2 separate regions of the Homo sapiens genome follow, and region 2 is linked to region 1. A link is a contact called in ENCODE Hi-C or POLR2A ChIA-PET data. All regions are on one chromosome and are shown on one strand. The core of a region is the stretch at or near the end of the contact, and the rest is flanking DNA. Distances in the headings are between cores, read along the strand shown.

What was found. A loop is a pair of places that touch in the nucleus more often than their neighbours do. ChIA-PET counts read pairs that join two places held with the same protein, here RNA polymerase II (POLR2A). Pooled maps may share reads with other maps.
Region 2: a pooled map shows a loop between it and region 1 (2.8-fold over the local background). The contact joins two enhancer-like sites. A Hi-C loop is called at or near these places in 1 of 168 maps with a recorded cell type or tissue (ACHN) and 4 of 50 pooled maps. POLR2A ChIA-PET finds 5 or more read pairs at or near these places in 5 of 52 experiments (A549, H1, HEK293T and 2 more).

The regions. Positions count from the first base shown.
Region 1 is chr1:109,261,496-109,265,625 of GRCh38, forward strand. It overlaps CELSR2 (cadherin EGF LAG seven-pass G-type receptor 2), which reads left to right. Exons shown (of 34, transcript NM_001408.3): 4 at 18-133; 5 at 313-401; 6 at 792-949; 7 at 1,311-1,474; 8 at 1,647-1,772; 9 at 2,116-2,282; 10 at 2,583-2,870; 11 at 2,959-3,133; 12 at 3,373-3,514; 13 at 3,696-3,816. Among named protein-coding and RNA genes, the nearest start is that of CELSR2, 14 kb to the left of the region's middle. RefSeq lists silencers at 2,221-2,270, 3,649-3,835 and an enhancer at 2,248-3,230. Within about 2 kb of position 2,036, at least 4 of the 41 ENCODE cell types and tissues checked have a DNase peak (open chromatin) inside an H3K27ac peak, as active enhancers do.
Region 2 is chr1:109,369,806-109,373,935 of GRCh38, forward strand. All of the region lies in intron 1 of SORT1 (sortilin 1), which reads right to left. Among named protein-coding and RNA genes, the nearest start is that of SORT1, 26 kb to the right of the region's middle. Within about 2 kb of position 1,811, at least 12 of the 41 ENCODE cell types and tissues checked have a DNase peak (open chromatin) inside an H3K27ac peak, as active enhancers do.

The DNA of each region.
Region 1 (4,130 bases), core at 786-3,285:
CCCCAACTCCTGTTCAGGTTTGCCACAAAGGAGCGCGACGGGTTGCTGTTGTACAATGGGCGTTTCAATGAGAAGCATGACTTTGTGGCCCTCGAGGTGATCCAGGAGCAGGTCCAGCTCACCTTCTCTGCAGGTGATCACAGTTGCCCCCCATCCTTGCCCATCTTCCAAAGGCCCCAAGTCTTCCAGCCCCTGACCCCAAGCCACATACTCTATCAGCCAAATCTGGGCCCAGCCCCAGCCACTGGCACCCCAAACCCTGCCATTCCTAGCCCTCGTCAGGCATTCCAGCTCACCTGGTCCTTTCCCCAGGGGAGTCAACCACCACGGTGTCCCCATTCGTGCCCGGAGGAGTCAGTGATGGCCAGTGGCATACGGTGCAGCTGAAATACTACAATAAGGTGGGTGTGGAGGGCACAGAGGGTTGGGGGTTCTGTTCTTGCCTCAGGTGCTTACCCAGCCCTGAGTGGCATTGCCTCCAGGCTTGGGTGGGCTGGTCAGGGCATTTCTGGCTGAGAGGAAGGGAGCGGCTGGGAAGGTGCCACCTTGCTGGGCATTCCCACCCCACTGGGCACTGCTCGATGCTCTCTGTTCCACTAGGCAGCCGCAAACTTGGACACTGAGGAAGGTAGTTACATGCATAAACCACGTGAGCACACGTGTGTGTATATGCATGTGTGTACGTGTGTCTGGGCATGTGGGTGCACACAGAGGCACCCAGTGTGTGCTGGCCATGAACCTAGTGGGCTCTGTACTCAGTGTCCCCCTTCTCTGCTCTTTCCTGTCCACAGCCACTGTTGGGTCAGACAGGGCTCCCACAGGGCCCATCAGAGCAGAAGGTGGCTGTGGTGACCGTGGATGGCTGTGACACAGGAGTGGCCTTGCGCTTCGGATCTGTCCTGGGCAACTACTCCTGTGCTGCCCAGGGCACCCAGGGTGGCAGCAAGAAGTGAGCAGGGGAAAGGGCCAGGGATGGGGTGAAGTGAGGGCAGGGCCAGGCAGGGAGGGAAGGTGGAGAGGGTGGGCTTTTGGGGTCTCTCTCCCTTTGCCTCTCTTAGCCCCTGCTCAGCCCTGGGGATGGGGTCAAGACTGGGGAATCAGAGCAAGGCCCTGTGGGGCAGTCTGGGGAGGGGGCTGAGTGTTCGACAAGAACAGTTCCAGGTAGGGGTGACGCCCTTCCTGAGCACTGCTCTGCAGGGCCTCTTGGACACCTGCCTACGCCGTTCGTGTCTCTGGCCTGGCGGCAGAGCGAGCGGAGGACCAGAAGCTCCCAGCCCTCCCTTGTGCCGCCACCATCTTTGCTCCCCCAGGTCTCTGGATCTGACGGGGCCCCTGCTACTAGGCGGGGTGCCTGACCTGCCCGAGAGCTTCCCAGTCCGAATGCGGCAGTTCGTGGGCTGCATGCGGAACCTGCAGGTGGACAGCCGGCACATAGACATGGCTGACTTCATTGCCAACAATGGCACCGTGCCTGGTATGGGGGCCCGGGGTGGAGCCAGGCTGGGATCCCAGTGCTGAGAGGAGGGGCTGTGCCTGGTGTGAGGATGCCAGAATGGAGGGTCTCAGAGGCCTCTCTAACTGCTGCCACAGGCTTTCTCTTTAGAGCCCCAGCTCAGGTCCACTGAGCTGCCTTCTCTCCATTCCAGGCTGCCCTGCCAAGAAGAACGTGTGTGACAGCAACACTTGCCACAATGGGGGCACTTGCGTGAACCAGTGGGACGCGTTCAGCTGCGAGTGCCCCCTGGGCTTTGGGGGCAAGAGCTGCGCCCAGGGTAGGAGGGGCGGCTGTTAGAGGCCACAGCCTGGGTGCCATCAACAGTCTGGGAACTGGCAGGGTTGGGGCAGGCACTGGGCAGGGCTCTGCTGAGCGGGGCTGTGGGTGGAAAAGCGTGTCTGGGCAGAGCCCTGAAAGGGCAACACAGGAGACAAAGGGGCCAGTCAGAGGCAGGCCTGGGCACAGCGTGGGGCGGTCCCAGGGCAGGTACGCACTTTGGAGGGCGGGGCTGATGAGGGGAGTGGGCTCTGCCTCCCGTGCAGCCGCCACCGCTGAGCATCACAGCCCCAGGGCCCTCTGAGGCTCCACCCGTCACAGTCTGCCTTTTCCTGCCTCCCCAGAAATGGCCAATCCACAGCACTTCCTGGGCAGCAGCCTGGTGGCCTGGCATGGCCTCTCGCTGCCCATCTCCCAACCCTGGTACCTCAGCCTCATGTTCCGCACGCGCCAGGCCGACGGTGTCCTGCTGCAGGCCATCACCAGGGGGCGCAGCACCATCACCCTACAGGTGATGCATGGAAGGGCGGCTGGCCCTGGCCTGGCCATAGGGCCCTGGTAGCCTCTAGGCGGCTGGACAGAAGTGGCTGGGCAGGTCCTGGGCAGGGGTGGGGACATATAGAGGCCGCTGGATCCGTTGGGAAGGTCAATGCTGCCACCTGTTGGGCCTGAGGGAAATAAATACGCTTTCCTCTCTATGGCCTCAGCTGGGCAGCGGGATGGGTTTGATGGTCCAGAAAGGGGAACTGTGAGCTGGAGAACAGTGATTAAGGCCGTCTGCTGACCCTGTTTTCTTTCCTCCTGGTGTCAGCTACGAGAGGGCCACGTGATGCTGAGCGTGGAGGGCACAGGGCTTCAGGCCTCCTCTCTCCGTCTGGAGCCAGGCCGGGCCAATGACGGTGACTGGCACCATGCACAGCTGGCACTGGGAGCCAGCGGGGGGCCCGGCCATGCCATTCTGTCCTTCGATTATGGGCAGCAGAGAGCAGAGGGCAACCTGGGCCCCCGGCTGCATGGTCTGCACCTGAGCAACATAACAGTGGGCGGAATACCTGGGCCAGCCGGCGGTGTGGCCCGTGGCTTTCGGGGCTGTTTGCAGGTGAGTGTCCTGCCCTGCCCTCCCATCCCCTCCCCCACCACCTGCAGCCCCGCTCCACTGAGGGCAACACTGCTCCTGTCCCTCCCAGGGTGTGCGGGTGAGCGATACGCCGGAGGGGGTTAACAGCCTGGATCCCAGCCATGGGGAGAGCATCAACGTGGAGCAAGGCTGTAGCCTGCCTGACCCTTGTGACTCAAACCCGTGTCCTGCTAACAGCTATTGCAGCAACGACTGGGACAGCTATTCCTGCAGCTGTGATCCAGGTATGCTAAGGATCCAGGGCAACGGGCAGGTTATCAGGTGCCTGGGGCCACATGCTGGCTCTGCTGTGTGACCTGGGGCATGGGGCATCACACCACCTCTCTGAGTCTTAGTTGCCTACACAACAAAGCCATAGCCAGCTGATAGGATGCTATGTGGAAAGAAACAGATGAAGGGTTTGATGGAAGATGGTGCCAGGGGAGGGTGGGGGAATGAGCCTCTCTGGTCCTTCTGGTCCCAGGTTACTATGGTGACAACTGTACTAATGTGTGTGACCTGAACCCGTGTGAGCACCAGTCTGTGTGTACCCGCAAGCCCAGTGCCCCCCATGGCTATACCTGCGAGTGTCCCCCAAATTACCTTGGGCCATACTGTGAGACCAGGTAAGCAGACCAGGGCATGTGGCAGCAGGTCCCAGTGGCTGCTGCTTCTCTCTGGTGTGTCCCTCAGAGCCCCGAAAGCCTGGCTGATCCACAGCCAGGGTCAGAAGGGCCACATAGGGCTCACCTAGGTTAGGTGGGAGTGGCAGGGGGAGCTCATGCCTACCTGGGTCCCTCTCTGCAGGATTGACCAGCCTTGTCCCCGTGGCTGGTGGGGACATCCCACATGTGGCCCATGCAACTGTGATGTCAGCAAAGGCTTTGACCCAGACTGCAACAAGACAAGCGGCGAGTGCCACTGCAAGGTGACAGCCCCAAGCAAGCCTCCACTGTGGCCACTTGGGCCTCTGTCCACATCTCCTGGGCCCTAGAGGGCAGGCTGTAGGGATGGGTCTTCCTGTAGAGCTGAGGGCCTTGTGCCTTTGCTCTCACAGGCAGGGCAGTTGGCTGCTTACCTTCGTGTGTCTGAGGCGCAGGGGGACCCTGGGCCAATGTGTAACCCATGAGCTCTGGCCTGGTGTGGTGGTGGTTTGCAGCCTGTTCTGATTCTGTGACATCTCGCTGATGGGCTCAACTCCAAAGCATTGCTAGTGTTAATTATTTTGAATACTGCTCCTGA
Region 2 (4,130 bases), core at 561-3,060, 110 kb after region 1:
TAAGCCAAGCAGATGAGTTTTCTTTACTGCACCAGATGGGGAGATGGGAGATGGGACAATCTAATTGCTTTCTCCAACAGAACTAAATATAAAGGTATAGCAAAGTATTTTTAGGATGCTTTAAAACAAAAGATCATAGCCCACACTGGCAGGCGTAATTGTAACCAAATCAACATAATTTAAATTTTTCTGGGCATCCTTTACAGTATAGCTGAAAAGTTCGTAACTGGATTCCTTTTACTTCTAGTCTAGCTCACTCAAAAATGACAACGGGCAGAAGCAAGAAGCAAATGCCTTTGTTTCACCTTTTTATTTAATAACAATAGTAATAATGATAATAATAAAACAACCTTACTAGAGTTGCAGTGAGAGTAAGGAGGTAAAAAAGGGAAAGCTGGTATATTATATCCAAAATATAGTAAGCATGTTAAAATATAGTTATAATAATCATTGTAGGTGGTTTTGGGTTTTGTTTTTCAAATACTTCCTTTCTCTACTTATACAATAATATATATTCATTAAAGAAGATGTAGACAATTATAAGAACGCATAATAAAGATAAGTCACTCATAATCCTACCACATAGAGATATTCAAGGTTAATATTATATGTATTAATACAATCGTCTGTTCTCTATAATTTTTGTAACTGATAAAAAAAATAAAAATTCCAAAGAGGTAATAACTGCACTTGGCAAAAATTTCAAACCATATAGAAATTACATACTATATAGAGTCTATATAGCAAAGAGTGAAGATCCTTCTCTTTTCCAGGCCACATGCTCACCACCCAAGCCCCATTTCTTAGACAGTTTAATAGTTCAGTATATATTTCTAATAAATGTGGATGATTATGCTTTTTTCTTAAGACTTATAATCTTACTAAGATTTTAAAATCTTAAACATGCCTTGCCCTCCCAGATATGAGAAGCTCCTTGGAAGCTGGGGAATGTAACTTTATACTTCTTGGTACTCCCTGTGCCTTCCACAGGAATACTTTGCACACTCAGTAAGCATTTGTTGAAAATGATTACACATCCTCCCCAAACCACAAACTCAACCTCAAAATAGAACATGTCTATAAATGGTTGGGATGCCAGCTACTTGGTCACTCAAGCCACCAATCCCACATAGAAATCTAAAGAAACAGAACTCAAAACATGAACTGTTTTGTTTATCTTCGAATTTTCTCTTGCAGTCTTGAATGGGCTTCCGAATTCACGTATGTGATTTCCCCTCTGGACCGTAAGTACCTTTGATGTCAAAAGAATCTCTTACACAATTTTTGTAAGTTAGTACAATCAGTGCCTCACGCAGGTCTTGCTCCGTAAATAATGGTTAACTCTCAAATGCTCGGCAGAGCTTCTCACAGCCTCTGCAGGAAAGAAGGGCTATTCAGACATGCAGGCTTGCCAGGCATCTGAGAAAAAGTAGGGCTGCCAGAGCTTCTGAAACCAGAGGCTTAAAAACTGACATAGCAGTGTGTCTTATATGATATTTCACACATAGCAAAACCTCACATTCTCTTGAGTGAGGATAGTGTCTGAAATGACATCAATGAGGTCCTTCAGGAAAAACAGGAACATCCAGAGCTACCACAAGCACCAGGCAGATCACAAGGGCTAAGATCACAGTCATCTAAACACAGGTTATCTTTCCAAGGAAGGTCCTTGTCATAACTAAGAGAAAAGAAAAAGTCCATCAGTTATGGCACTGGAATTCGTGGTTGTCTTCATCAGGCTGTAAGATATCAGTCTTGAGCCAATCAGGACTGCAACTTTTACTTTTCAGGCAATGCTCTACACAGCCGACCCAGTCAATGCAGACTGGCATTACCCACATTTTCCTATTGCTCAACTACAGAATGAGGAGGATTATCACGTGTCACCGGCAACTCTCAGCTTCACTGAAACAACTGAAATGGTAATGGACCTCACTCATCATCCAAAGAGTTCCTTTGGAAATGTAGGCCAGATTTACTAGCAAAACTGTGGTTTTCTACTGCCCTTAAGCTGTCCCTCCCACCCACTCCAAATAACCAATGAAGATTTGCTTTTGAAAATGGGCAAACTCACTGAAAAACTCATCTACCTATAGCAAATGTAATTAATTTTTTAATATTTCAGTCTCTAACATTCTTATACTGGTGAAAGTTAAAAAAGAAAAATGAAATGAGATGTTACAGCAGGCCCAAAGGTTAAGCAGAAAGAAAAGGTCATATGGAAAGGAGATAAATCCAGGAGAGCTAGGGACCCAAGAGTACAGATTCAATCCTGCCACTTCAATGGGAGAAAAAAATACGGATGTCCAGGAAAGGGCAGACAACCTGGTCATGGTTAGGAGACAGAATTCACAAGTCAGCACAAAGCCATCAATCCTAATCCAGAATCATTTCTAATATTTAAGACAACGTACATGTCATTCTACACTGCAGTGGCATCTTAGATCTTTCAAAATATGTATTACAGCACTTTTAATTGTAGCCACAAGAACCTTGCCTGTCCTCCCCACTAGACCTGAGGTCCATCTGGTAAAGGAATCAAGCCCATACATTTCAGCAGCTAACACACAGCATAGTGCACAGTGGGCACGCAATAAATATTGAATTCTTTAAGAACTACTTATGAAGTTTTGAAAAAGATGACGCCCAAGTAAAAGGATAAGGCCAGGCCCACTTAACTTCCCCATGACAGACATGAGTATGAAATGTAAAAGTTCATTTCTGGGTGGACTTCTGCTTCTGGTCAAGATGGAGTGACAGGGATCACATTTACCTTTCTACCGGAAACAGCTAATAAAAAACAAAACAAAACAAAACAAAAACACAGAATGGGCCGGGCGCGGTGGCTCACACCTGTAACCCCAGTACTTTGGGAGGCCGAGACAGGCGGATCACGAGGTCAGGAGTTCGACTGAAACCCCGTCTCTACTAAAGATACAAAAAATTAGCCGGGCGTGGTGGCGGGCACCTGTAGTCCCAGCTACTCCGGAGGCTGAGGCAGGAGAATGGCGTGAACCTGGGAGGCGGAGCTTGCAGTGAGCCGAGAGCGCGCCACTGCACTCCAGCCTGGGCGACAGAGCGAGGCTCCGTCTCAAAAAAAAAAAAAAAAGATACAAAAAATTAGCCAGGCGCGGTAGCTACTCGGGAGGCTGAGGCAGAGAATTGCTTGAACCCGAGAGGCGGAGGCTGCAGTGAGGCAAGATTGCGCCACTGCACTCTAGCCTGTGCGACAGGGCAAGACTCCATCTCAAAAAAGAAAAGAAAAGAAAAAAAAACCCAAAACGACAGAATATATGAAATGACTGTTTCCAAGATATTGGACACCAGGCACAAAGGACGACGATTCCTGAAAGACAAGGAACTGAACAAGGAGGACCCTACAGCTAACTGGCTTACTGCCTGGAGAGAATTTCAGGCACAGTGCAGGGGAGGGGCACCCAGGCAGAGTCCAGAGTTCTTCCTAAACTGAAGAGAGGAAGCTGATATATCGTCTGGGGAGGCCAAAGAGGTTCACAGGGCAGAAGATTAGAGAAGAAAGACTTACACAGAAAAAAAATTCTGGAGATCTGAGCAGGGGGCCTCCCCAGCCACCCCACCAAGTCTTCAGCTGAACACCCATCAGCACACGCATGTGAGGAAACTACCTGAGGCCAGGGAAATAATTACCTGAAAGGACGGCAGAGAACAATATTCAGACCTCACACAGGAACAGGAATAATTCCTGTTACCAGCAACCATAATAGGAAACCTCGTTATTTCAAGGAAATTGGGTAGAGTACTCAGAAACATTTACCTCTGTGGTAAAGAAAAATAACCCCAGACTTAACGCTGTGCCGGTCCCGCCTAAAAATGCTTAAAAGCAAGACCCAAAAGGATCAAACTGTTTCCAAGTAACCAGTGTTCCAGAACAAAGTTCAAGAATATTTAAAAGAATACAAAAATATCTAGCACCCAACAAGCTAAGACTCACAATATCCAACTGAAAAATCATCAGGTGGGTAGGTGCAGTAGCTTATGTCTATAATCCCAGCCCTTTGGGAGGCCGAGGTGGGAGGATCACTTGAGGCCAGGAGTTCAAAGCCAGCCTGGGCAATGTAGCAAGACCCCCATTTCCACAAAAACAATTTAAA